Linked DNA regions of Homo sapiens: regions 2 and 3 are each linked to region 1. Evidence: chromatin contacts called from ENCODE Hi-C or POLR2A ChIA-PET data. All regions are on one chromosome and are shown on one strand. Each heading gives the region's core, a stretch centred on a gene start or an enhancer-like site at or near the end of the contact. The rest is flanking DNA. Distances are from core to core; before and after follow the strand shown.

The links. A loop is a pair of places that touch in the nucleus more often than their neighbours do. ChIA-PET counts read pairs that join two places held with the same protein, here RNA polymerase II (POLR2A). Pooled maps may share reads with other maps.
Region 2: a loop to region 1 is called in a map of B cell, with 27 times the contacts of the local background. The contact joins the enhancer-like site here to the promoter of TBPL1 in region 1. A Hi-C loop is called at or near these places in 1 of 168 maps with a recorded cell type or tissue (B cell) and 5 of 50 pooled maps. POLR2A ChIA-PET finds 5 or more read pairs at or near these places in 2 of 52 experiments (OCI-LY7 and T-cell).
Region 3: a loop to region 1 is called in a map of B cell, with 19 times the contacts of the local background. The contact joins the promoter of ECHDC1 here to the promoter of TBPL1 in region 1. A Hi-C loop is called at or near these places in 2 of 168 maps with a recorded cell type or tissue (B cell and naive thymus-derived CD4-positive, alpha-beta T cell) and 6 of 50 pooled maps.

The regions. Positions count from the first base shown.
Region 1 is chr6:133,951,213-133,955,343 of GRCh38, forward strand. It overlaps TBPL1 (TATA-box binding protein like 1), which reads left to right and starts at 2,012. Exons shown (of 7, transcript NM_004865.4): 1 at 2,012-2,213. LOC128092253 (umcharacterized LOC128092253) reads left to right here and starts at 2,092. Exons shown (of 2, transcript NM_001414965.1): 1 at 2,092-2,213. The coding sequence starts at 2,092. RefSeq lists a silencer at 1,010-1,119.
Region 2 is chr6:141,481,483-141,485,613 of GRCh38, forward strand. No RefSeq gene overlaps it. Among named protein-coding and RNA genes, the nearest start is that of GJE1, 650 kb to the right of the region's middle. RefSeq lists an enhancer at 2,140-2,279. Within about 2 kb of position 2,294, at least 16 of the 41 ENCODE cell types and tissues checked have a DNase peak (open chromatin) inside an H3K27ac peak, as active enhancers do; they include B cell and OCI-LY7, where a contact is called at or near this core.
Region 3 is chr6:127,342,359-127,346,489 of GRCh38, forward strand. It overlaps ECHDC1 (ethylmalonyl-CoA decarboxylase 1), which reads right to left and starts at 1,251. Exons shown (of 6, transcript NM_001002030.2): 1 at 978-1,251. RefSeq lists enhancers at 536-1,409, 2,284-3,157.

The sequences.
Region 1 (4,131 bases), core at 762-3,261:
CTGGTCCCCTTGAAGGAGAATGCCTCGTAAGGACCTTAGAACTTGTCGCCATTGCTGTAACGTTGACTTTTCAGGAGTGGCAGTAGCCACTGGAATAGAGAGTCTCCCCTGCCGTTTCCTTGGCAAATCATGTTATTTTCCAGGCTAAAACTCCACTTTCCCTAGCACTTGGAAGAAAGTCCAAACTCCTTCTATGGTCTACAAGGCACTGAAAGTTCAAGACCTTAATTTCCCTCCAATTTCAATGACTGTCATTCTTCCTTTGCACTGTTTCCTGATGCCCTAGCCACACTAATACCCCAGCACAGCAAGTACTCAGCATATCTTGTTCCCTCTGACTGGAACACTCTACATACATTCTTCCCACTCCCATCCCTTTTAGAAATTGGCTGAGATGTTACCTCCTAAAAGTCCTCTCCCCACCACCACACAGACATTACTTTCTAACCCAGCTTCTTGTTCACTTTCTTTATTAAACCTGACCCAACTATAATCACTATCCCTTGAAAAATAAATTAGTACAGAAATGAAAACAAACTCCATCATTCTACGGAGCTTTCAAATGCTCGAATATGTTTCTGAACACTCAGAGGGGAAAGCAAAAAATCAAGAGGCATCCTTGGAGATCTCGTAAATAATAAAATACCTAAATGGTTGCCTACTGTCAAAACCCCAAGAATTCAGCCCACGTCTTCTCTTTTAAAAAGGCAGTGGCATTTTCATTTTTTTCATCTGATTCCCACCAATCAGAGGCCAGGTACCCATGAACCCGGCTCGGCGTGGTCTTTTAATAATTAAATCAGGGCTGCCATTGACCTCAACTAACGCCAGGGGCTTCTGACTGCAGCCGAGCTCTGGTGGAAAGGCCGATGCCGGCCTGAGAGTGGGAAACGTGGGGCCGGGAGCCGGGGGCTTCCGCGCGGCGTGGCGTGGCGTGGCGTGGCGTGGCGCCCTCAGGGCCGTTACGCGATTTTCGCTCCCGCGGGCAGCGCCTCTCAGGCCACTCCCGAGGGACCCCGAGGACGCACTCGGGCCCCAGGGCGACGGTTCAAACGGGCCATTGTGCGCCCCCGGGGTCCCCCGGCCCCTGCAGGGCTACTTGGGCGCAGAGCCGCGGAGGGTCTCCGTTCCTAGAGGTCCTCCTATCCCGGGCTGCCTGAGTCCTCGCCAGCATCCGCCCTCTCCCACTCCCATCCTTCCTGGATCCGCCTCTCGGTTCCCGAGGGACAGTCCCGACCGCAAACCCACGTAGAGTAAGGAATGTGGGACAGGCGACAGAAGTGGCATACGGTCCTGCGTTATCCCTCCGTCTCGCCACACCTTGTGTCTCCATCTCTCCCCACTTCCTTCCCTCCGTCTGTCATCTGTCATCCCCGGTCGCTCTAAGACCAGGATTCCAATTCGCCTAGTGAGGAATCTCACTAGGGGAATTTATCGCGACATCATAAATTAACGGGTTCATTTTGACTGAAAAAGCGAAGGACTTTTTTCAGGCAGAAAACAAGTCTCGTCTGGACGGTAAGGACTAGCTTTAGCAATTATATAATGGGGGGTGGGGAGGACCTTTTGTATAAATTTAATGAGCTGATGAGAAAGTTCTACGGTTTTGACAAAAAAGTCCACCTAAATATTCGACTGTATGCCAGAAATTACTACACGTTTAGATATCAACTAAAAATATACAAAGGATACACGGTGTTTTCAGAACCCTTTCAAGCGGTTCTTAAACAAAAAAGTCTAGTCCGATGCCCATTAGCGCCGCCCCCATCCCACCTCTTACCTCCCACCGAGCCCAGCGGGTGGGCAGGAGGGGCCTGATTTGGGGACCAGGAAGGAGGAAGGAAGGGTGGGGGCGGGGGACGGGGAAAGTGACGGGAGCAGTGAGAGCCGGAAATGAGTGGCTAGCGAGGCACCCAGGAGCGCCCTGTCCGGCGGCGCTCTAGCCCTCGCGCACTGTCTCTATGCTCCCCAGCGTCTAGTCTATTTATTGTCGCGGGGAAGCTGCGGCCGCCTCGCACCCGGAACAACAAAGCAAGGAAGACGGAGTCCGAGCCTCGGGGGCTCCTAGCAACGGGCCGGGGCGGGAGTTCCATGGAGACTGGGGAGCGCGCCCGTCTCATCCTCATCCTTGTCCTCCAGCTTCTCCTTCGCATCCGACGCAACCGGCAGCAGCGCTGCCGCCGCGTCCTCAGCCACCGCTCCCTCTTCCCACGGTAACCCCCTAGGCGACCCTGGGCACAGGGAGCGCGGGCGGCTGAGCGGCCTGAGCACCGGGTGCGGGGCGTCTGGGCGCGGGGTGGGCATGTGCGGAGCCCGGGCCAGACTTGGGGTGGGATGTGTGGGGGCGGGCGACTGGAGGGCAGCCGCTGAGGTGGGGGAAACCGGTCCGGTGGCCGAGGGAGGGCTCAGTTCTGAAGAGGACCGGGCGATATTTGGGGATCTCTTTAGGGATAACGGGTTGGGGGTGGGGCGTCCGTACCTGGGAGCGTTACCGAGCCTGGTGTAGGATAAGAAAAGAAGGGTTATCTTTCGTTTAAGCCACCACTGGGAAAGACGGGGAAAAGAGATTCCTCATCTGTCTCGGAGCCATCACCCAGGGGAAGAGGGACCGTGCAAAGATGCTAGGGGTCCGTTGCTTCTCAGAAAACTTACAGCGGCTTCTCTAATAGCTCCCAAAAAGCGGCTTCGTCGGTTTCTGATTCTGGCAATGCCGGCAGCCTCGCTTTATTTTATTATTATTTTTGACCAAAATTAGGATTGATGGAGAAGGATCTAGAACTGAAGAAGAGAAAATGAATTGTGGGTAGGGCTAAGCAGGGATGAGAGTCGGGATAAGTGATAAAAATAGCCAATAAAAGCCCTAAAAGTAAATCTAATAGGGCATGAGGGCTTAAAAAGAAAATCTCTCCTGCCGAGATGTGCATCTGCAGGCTCTGTCAATGTGCTCATTGCAATAAGACTCAAACTGCAGTCAATCCACATCTGTGAGCTCTCTGACTGCATCTGTCACCTGCAGTTCCAAAGCGACACTGGCAGTAAGTGCATGAGCTTCTGTATTTAGGGTTTAGAACAGTGCCTTAAAACTGTGACTTAAGAAAAGGGAGCAGGTTTGCGTGTGTGTGTGTAAGCAATGTGGATTCTCTGGGAAAATATAAAAAGAGACATAAGAAGGTTCAGCCATCCTGGCATAATTTCGCAGTCTCTTTGAGAAAATGGCAGTTCCTTCCTATTGAGAAGTGACTGTTAGCACTATCTGGTTGAAAGGATTATTCACAGTTTGGTATGCCCAGTGAAATATCAGTTTATGTTACCTCTTTAGTCTTACATCACAAGCTGCTTAATGGTTTTATACTTTACAAAATCATTTTGGGTGAGTAAATGAGGTTTTCCTGTAGCACAATGAAAAGGCCACATATACATACAAAGTTCTTTATGTAAAGTTGAAGATTAAAGATGAAAATAAAATTGATAAATCATAGGAGCAATTAGGTCAACCACAGCTTCTGTTTGTTCCCCACCCCTTTTGTTAAACCTGACTTCTCCTAAGCAAAAAGGTGTCATCCTTTCCCCAGCCTCCTCTTTACGTACCCTCTGCCCTCAAAATCAGTATCAGAAACTCTAGTGACCTATTACTATGTGCCCTTGATTGGGCTGGCTTGTTCCTGAATGAGGGCTAGCCAGAATATAGCTTCAACTCAGGCGTTTTCATCTTAAGCTTTTAATATGGAATTGAGGTCCAGTGTCTGTTAAAGGAATTTCATTCATGTGTAAAGAAGTGGACAGGATGCAAAGTGTGAACATTGGGAAACTTAAGTTGCATTTTAAGACATTAAGAAGAAAAAGATAGATTAATGAATCAAAGACTGTTGCTTAATCTTTGTAGCAGTTCTGTGAAGGATATACTGGGATAGCCATACTTGAGGCTGTGGATGTTGAGTCCTGGGGTTATCTTTGTGCATATGAGACTTGACGAAGTGTCCCTCAACCTCAGGGCTGCCATCAGACTCACTTGACCCAGATCTAGTTTGCCGTTGTCTGTCTCTTCATTGTTTGAGTGAGGGTCAAGCCCTAGCTTCCACCTTTATTAACAATGCAGTGTCTGCTTTCCCTGCTCTCCTCCGCCCCAATACT
Region 2 (4,131 bases), core at 1,044-3,543, 7.5 Mb after region 1:
ATCAGCCATATGTTTGTACTTGTAGGAAGCATGTTGTAGACATAAAATAATACTACCAACTTGGAGAATTTACAGAACTCCACCATCCTTCTGTCTTCCTCCTTCATTTCAATTGGTTGTCAGGTCTTATACTATATATTTTAATTATACCATCTAACTACCTTTTAGTTACGTTATCTCTTCTTATAGTCATGGGATGAGAAGTGTCATCCATCTTTTATCATTTCATCTTCCAGTCAAATTTCCACTGGCTTCATTGGCACAACATCTACAAAAGTATGTATAACATCGTGATCTCAAAAACAAACAACACAAATTAAAAATCAAACAAGCAAACATCTCTTGACCTTGCCTGTGGTGCTTTTCAAAAGACTGGGAAGTGGAAAAAGGGGACGTTCTGTGCTGAGGGTAAGAAAAAGCAGAGGTAATGAAGTATGACAGTATGAGATTTATTAGGAGGAAATATGAATATCAAATTATTGGTATTCTACTTAAGACTATGAAGAACAAAAGTGGATAGACAGGGAATCACAGGGGAGAGTGCCTCCTGAAATTTTATAACAAAAGCTGCATGGCACCTTAGCCATTCAAAAAATATATTCAGGTTTGTTATCCATAATAATTGAAGTAGGCCAATAGTTTTCAAAGTTCAGTTCAAAGTTTGGTTCAGTTAATAGTTTACTCTGCTTCATAAAATATAGAATTCCCTTCTCATCATCAGCGACTTCAAACCACAATGCCTTTTTAGGGCCAAGAAATGGAGCTATATAATAAACACTGCACAGATTCTGGAACAGGCTCTCTGGAGACAAAAGACTGAGAAAAATTCAGAAGTACTATCAGAAAATTGTCAGTCACAGGTTTAAATGGATGTGATGAAACTAGTTATGACTTAGTGGCTACTGATGGCTTATCATGCATTTTTTTAATGGAAAATGTCTTTCCTCCAGAACTTTAAAATTTGGAAATATTCATATACTAATATATTTTATGTAATAATATTAGAAGAGGAAGAACCTATATTCACATATTAATTATCATTTTTCTCACAAAGAAATAGAGATAAACCAAGACTAAGACATGGTCCCAAGATCACACAGCAATTAAGATTCAGTCCTTATTTACTATTCATTTCATTCTCTGAAACTGCAATTATATTTGCTTTCAAAGAATGTTCCAGAAAAATATAAGTGTAGAAAAAGAATAATATAGACATTAATTTCACTAAATAATATAAGCATTTTTTTTTTCTTTTTCTATCAGCTGAAAGCAGCCTAGGAGTGTTAATCCTCTTGGTGTTTCTCAACCAGACTCTTTTGCATGATAAAACAATTTTACTCTCATTGGTCTATTCTAGCATTTAAGTTAATTTTCCAACCATCTAAATTCCAAGTGTGCACCATAGAGGTTGAGCTTTTCTATCCATCTGCTACACCAATACCGTCCAGTCTATGCCAATGATTGAAGGGTATAAAAAAAGGGCCGTGTGGTCGTTTCAGTTTTGTTTTGTTTTGCAATGCAGACGCACTTGGAGCAGCAGGTCAATGAATTCTGGGAACTGCATCTTTTTGACACATGAGACCTTTGCAGAATGAATCAAAGTTAAATCCCATGAATAAATGCTAGTGTTTAATAATCATTCCGTTTATGGAAGCTTTATTGTGAATTCATAAAAGCAAGGACAATATTTCCTTGCAAGTCCACAAATCACCATCATAAGCAAGGCAATCGTGAATAAACTGAGCTGGACTGCATAGCCTCTTTGGCAGTTGCTAGTATTTAAATATGGATGGGAGAAGCAAAGACTAGGAGAAGTTGTCCTAAAGCAAGCAAATGACAGCTCCCACAAATAAAGGGAAAAATGTTAAAACAATAAACAAAAGAGAAACAATTACTTGCTCATTACAAACATGTCATATTGCATTCTTTATTTTGATTGTGGAAAATTAGCCATTGACTACCAGGAACAATTGATTTTCCTTCACAGCTGTTTTCTAATTACATCTGAACACTGAAAATTCTAGTGCAGCCATTCAGCTGTACAAAGAGAATTTTCTTTTATTATTTTTGCTATTGCTGCAAGCTCTGCCCAGAAGCATGACTATAGTTAGATGATCTGTACTGTATATATGTGGTGTTTGTATTAAAAGCCATGCTTTTCAGGGATGTTATAAGAACTCAAATATTTTAAATTACATAGGGCAGAACTTGGTGTACAAGCTGTTTTGCCCAGATGCTATTACGTAGCTTTCTCTTTCTTTTTGCCATCAAAACAAGGAAGAAGATAATGAAGATAGCTTAAATCGGTACATCCGTTTCTTAGTCACTGCATAGTCGTCAATTGGATCTATTTTTGTCATTGTGGCTTCTGATGAGTGTTTTGGCACAGTCTTACTGGGAGGGTGGAGGGTGATGGGCAGTTTCCTGTCAGTTAATTCTGTGGGTAAATTCTAAGCAAAGAGCATGGAGATTATTAACAGGCAGGATTCCAAGGTTTCAGAGAAGCAATTGAAATTTTTGGATGCTTCTCTTCAAACGCTTTAGAATTTTCCTCAAAATGATTTCAGTTTTAAAATATGGCCAGAAATATGAAACTTGCCCTTGGGAGTTTTCTAGGACTTGCGGTTAGTGAGTTCTGGAAAAATAGTTAAGATACTTCCTTCAGAGTTTAGGGTCTCTGATTAATCTTTACCATAATTTAGGTGAAATCAGCTCAGCAATGTTAACAATTCAGCAAAAATAAAGTGAAACCTTAAAATGTTTTTTTTCCAATGGAAAAAAAAACACAACATTTCAAGCCTGGGTTATTAAAGCAAAAACTGGGAGCTCTTATTTATTTACTTATTTATTTTAATTTTTTTAATTTATTTTTATTTTTTGTAGAGACAGGGTCTCACTATGTTGCCCAGGCTGGTCTACCACTCCTGGCTTCAAGCGATCATCCTTCCTCGGCCTCCCACAATTCTGGGATTACATACGTGAGCCACCACACCCGGCCAGCTCTTTGTTGCCATTTATTAAATATTTGCCCTCTTTAGAGGTAACTTTAATCAGGTATCTGTTCACTGGATGGCAATTTTTTAAGTCTTTGATCAAAACTCTAACCTCTGTAGTTCCTGTAGTAACGCAGTGTAACTTGAAATTTGCCATTTTACTTGGAAGGCTCAAAGATTCCTCAATGGCCCATCTTATTTTAGTATTTCCTTTGCCAAGATTAAGATTGAGGTGATGATTGTTTAATTAAATTAAATTTGGCTTGAGGCTGTCTCGGTACCGTAGGTCCCTACATAACAAACTACAATTTAACTAAACAAACTGAAAGCCTAATTTAGGAGTATATATTGTAACAAATTGCTAGGTCTCAGCCAGTCACAGCCGACTAGCTTCAGCCAATCACAGGCTGCCAATTGATCAGACCATGTCCAAACAAGTAAAAAATGCTAAGCTGTAACCAACCAGTTTCTGTACCTTACTTTCATTTTCTGTCCATATGTACTGCCTACCTACTTTGCAGAAGTGAGATCTCTGAACCACTCTGCTGGCTCTTGAGAGCTACTGGATTCCCAAATAATTCTCTGCTTCATTAAACTCCTTTAAATTTGTCTAAAGATTTCCTTTTAATACATTTCATCTCATTTTTATTTTTCTAAATTTTGATAACTTTCATTGACTTTTATCATAAAAATCAAGTCTAATACAAAATAAAACAATATAAAAATAAATGTATTGAAATTATATCAATTTTATTTCCTGACATATTTTCTTGATTTATATCATTACAAAAGATAAAAACTATCAGCATGGAGTTTTGAAACCATAAAAAATTTTTTTGAAAGAATGAGGAAAAGCAGCAAGAACTTTGGGTGTGATGGAGGTATGTGGTTAATTTAATAGGACTGATTTTTTTTTTAATTCTGGGATTTTTCTCACATAACCATATAATCTATTTGAAAACCAGATATTTACTAGAAGAGAGTGGCAAATATCCACTACTGAATAGATAAGAGTTTAGACATTAAAACTGAAAGCACTCTTAAGTATTTTACATGTAAAGAGGTTTAAGACACAGAACTAGTGGCCAATAAAACTGCTGAGAGGTGGCAAAATGACAGTCAGAAAAGCTGCTTTCAA
Region 3 (4,131 bases), core at 1-2,500, 6.6 Mb before region 1:
GTTTCAATGCCATGCTTCTTCACAGGCTGGCTTCCCTTCCTGGAATGTTAATCATTGCAGGAATCCCAGCTGATTATACAGTCGCCTTTCAGGCCAGAACCCAATAAAAAATCAAGAAAGGATCGCCCGTTCTATTACTGCGCTGCTCCCTCCCCTCGTAGATTTCACAAATATACTTCTCACCACAAGCTTGTCTGTTCCAAGAGAATGCTAGCTCTTCTAAAGAAGGAGCCCTTTGTTTTCCTTGCCCTTGTCCAGTTCCTCTGCATACCTCTAGCACCTAGAGCAACAACTGCTATACAGGAGCCCAGATGTGGAACAGAGCAAAGAACTGAGTGTTGATTTAATGTTGCCTGAAGTCCTTAACAGCACCTTCAACCTAAACTTAACTGTGTTTTTAATCCCCTACACGTGTAATCCCTGTATGTGTGCGCAGCGTTAAAAGGATTATTGTAGCTCAAAAATTCTCCAATGAAAGAACCTCTACCAGAAAGGAGTTGCTCATCTTTCGTTCTTGAAAAGTTGGCTGCACGATACAAGTAAGAAAAGTTTTAGTTAGGCAAGACAACTTATACATAAAAGACAATTATAGGGAACATTACCTAACTTAGCACAGGGCCTCGAATGTATTCCGAAATTAAATCAGCATGTAGAAAGCAAGCCTCCTCATGCTTTTTAAAGTGTAATCTCGCGACCTCGCGGCGCGCTCTGGGAAGACCGATTCATCTCTTCCCCTCGCCCTCTTTCCCCGGCCGGCGCACAGCCGGCCCGTGGCGCTCGGCACCGCGTCTCCACGTCCAGCGCGGGGCAGGCCTGCGCGGCGCTTGCAAGGGACAAGCCGCGGAGCCGGGGAGGCTCGCCGTCTGGGACACGTTTGGAGAAGCGAGCGGTACAGTCCATTCCACGGCGACATTTTAGGATTCTCCCACTGACAACACTAAACTGAAGCGCTAAGACCAACCCTTACGACCACTTACCGTCGCAGGCCACGGTGGTGACTTCCTTTTCCGCTCCCCTACACACGCTTTTCCGTTTTGCGTGCCTTTGTTTCCGCTCCCCCCGGGACCATCGTGCGCCCCTGTCCTCCGTTCTTGTAGGTCCTCTCCTCTTCTCCGCGTCTTCTCTTTTACTATCCCACGCTCTCCTTTCCTTTCTCCGGGAACTTTATCCCGTTCCCCTGCCGGTTCCCGTGACCCCGGAAATCCCGCTCCTGCCGCGAGGCGCCCTCCGCTTCGCGCTCCCTCGTGTCACGAGGGAGCCAGGGTGGGCGGTCTCCTATTGTACTTGGCTTTTGAATTTTCGCTTTTGCAGCACAAAGGTAGGGCTGGGAAAGGAGGCTGCCGAACCGTGCTTGTTTTCGCTCAGATAAACGTGAGAAAAAGTGGAGGTGAGGAAGCCAGTGTAGGCAAATAGCGAGAGGGGAGAAGACAGAAAGGTACCGAAGGTCGACCTTTTTTAGGTATCTTATCCAAGTTATTGAGGGGAATGGGTATTTAGCCAGTTTTTTGTTTGTTTGTTTTTATCCGAATATCCAGTGTGTGTCTTGAATGTGTGAATGTGACGTGTTTATAAAGCTCAGTAAGCTTAAAATTCCGTGCCAATACATTTTGTATGCCGCAGACAGGAAGTGCTTTGGAAGACCCTTGAAAGGGGAGGTGATTTTACACCAATATTGAGATCATTTTGTCAGAGTCGTGGGACTAAAGGTAGACCTTAGGTAGTCGATGTCAAAGATAAGCGCAGCTGGACGTTAAAGCGGTGAAAACATTCAGTTAACTACTGACAGGAAAGAGCTGAGCTCTATTTCGATTCGTGCAGAGATCATCTGGGCATTTTTAAAGGGACGTTTTAAAAGGAGAAAGGGGATATGCGGGCGCTCAGTAGAGAAAGTGAACCTACAGAGTTGTTAGTGTAAATGTGATTAGGCCAGCTGTGTGTTTGTGTGTGCGCGCGTTTTAACAGTTACCGCAGGATTCTATCCTCCTACGGAGGATTTTATCCTTCTCGATTACATTTCAAAGGAATGACTCTCTGGTCCTTGAGAGAGAACTTCTGAGTGGCAAGAAATAAGTCTTTACAATTGCAAGCCCTTTAGTAAACGTTCTAAGAAAGGGATGTCAGAGACCTATCATCAGTTGTGTGCTGGTTACATCACGTAGTTAAGCTTTCTGAGGCAGTCGCCCTGGGCACAGGGCCTTATGCTGCTAAAGCTTGCTAGAGTTTGGTCAAGTCTCTGAACGCAGGGGTTTAGATGGGATGGTCATGTTCCTGGAGTTCTGCAGTGGTCATAGGTATGATTTGAATAAGTACAGGGAATATTCTAGTCGGAGGAACAGAATGTGCCAACGCGCCGAACAGGGAGGATAGTTTTACGATACGGAGATGTGTATGATAGGGAATAAGTGGGAGCCCAGTTTGGACTAATTGGAAGAAGTCATTATTAGAAGTACTGTATTTAATTCTAGTTTGTTATAAAATGAGACTCCAAGATCACTGAGCCATTTCACTGAGACTCCAAGATCACCCCAATGCTAGGCTAATCTCCATGGCGCCTAGATCTATGCCCACTCCATTCCCCATGTTGGTCCCCATAGTTTCAGGCACCAGGCTCCAACACCAGGTTGGGCCCTACAGCCCCAGTCTCCAGGTTGGCACCAGTGGATATAGGCTTTAGGTCCACTGACTGCTGGTCCCTACAGCCCCAGGTTCCAGTGAACCCAGGTTCCAGGCCTGCTCCAACAAACCCAAGGTCCAGGTCTACCCCAGTAGACCCTGGCACCAGAACTACCCCAGAGGGCCTAGCCTACAGGCTACCACCCACAAACCCAGCCTCCATGATGGCCTCTGAAGAATCAGGCTTTAGGTCTTCCCCAGCACCAGACTAGACTGCTAGACTGATGTTCCACTTTTGTCCCCATGGACCCAGGCACCAGGCCCATCTGAGAGGTTTCTTCAGTTTTATTTTTCAGTAATAACTTTCATTCTTCTTTCTCAGTGATAACTGTAGTACTCAGTGGGCTTTCTATTTCTGGCTCCCATTTTCCATCTTTCTTTTTAACACTTTGGGAAAATATCCAAGTTAAACTCTATATAGTGGGGTAGGTGGACAATGAAAGATAAGTAAATACATAATATGTATAATCAACGGAGTGAAAAGACAGCCTGCAGAATGGGAGAAAATATTTGCAAACTATATATCTGACAAAGGGTTAATATCCAGAGTATATGAAGAAGTCAACTCAATAGCCAAAAAAAAAAAAAAAAAAATCCAATTTAAAAATGAGCAAAAGGCCTGAATGGACATTTCTCAAAAGAAAACATGATGATGACTAACAAATATATGAAAAAATGCTCAGCCAGGCACAGTGACTCACACCTGTAATCCCACACCTTGGGAGGCCAAGCAGGTGGATTGCTTGAGCCCAGAAGTTCAAGACCAGCCATGGGCAACATGGCAGAACCCTGTCTCTACAAAAAATCACAATTGGCTGGGCAATGTGGCATACACCTATAGTCCTAGCTACTCAGGAGCCTGAGGTGGGAGGATCACTGGAGCCCAGGAGCTTGAGGCTGCAGTGAGCCATGATCACACCACTGCATTCCAGCCAGGGTGACAGAGCAAGACTCTCAAAAACAAATACATACATTTTTAAAAAATTAAAAATAAATAAAAATAATCATAGGGGAAATGCAAATCAAAACCACAATGAGATATCACCTCATACCTGTTAGAATGGCTATTATCAAAAAGACAAAAAATAACATGCCCATGCATATGTGGAGAGAAATACTTATACACTGTTGGTAAGAATGTAAATTACTGGCCAGATGCAGTGGCTCACGCCTGTAATCCCAGCACTTTGGGAGGCTGAGGTGGGCGGATCCCGAGGTCAGGAGGTCAAGACCATCCTGGCCCACATGCTGAAACCCCTTATCTACTAAAAATACAAAAAAATTAGCCAGGCATGGCAGCACATGCCTGTAGTCCCAGCTAAACCTGGGAGGCAGAGGCTGCAGTGAGCCGAGATCACACCACTGCACTCCAGCCTGGGTGACACAGCGAGACTCCGTCTCAAAAAAATAATAAATAAACAAAAGAATTTGAATTACTCTAGCCATTATAGAAAACAG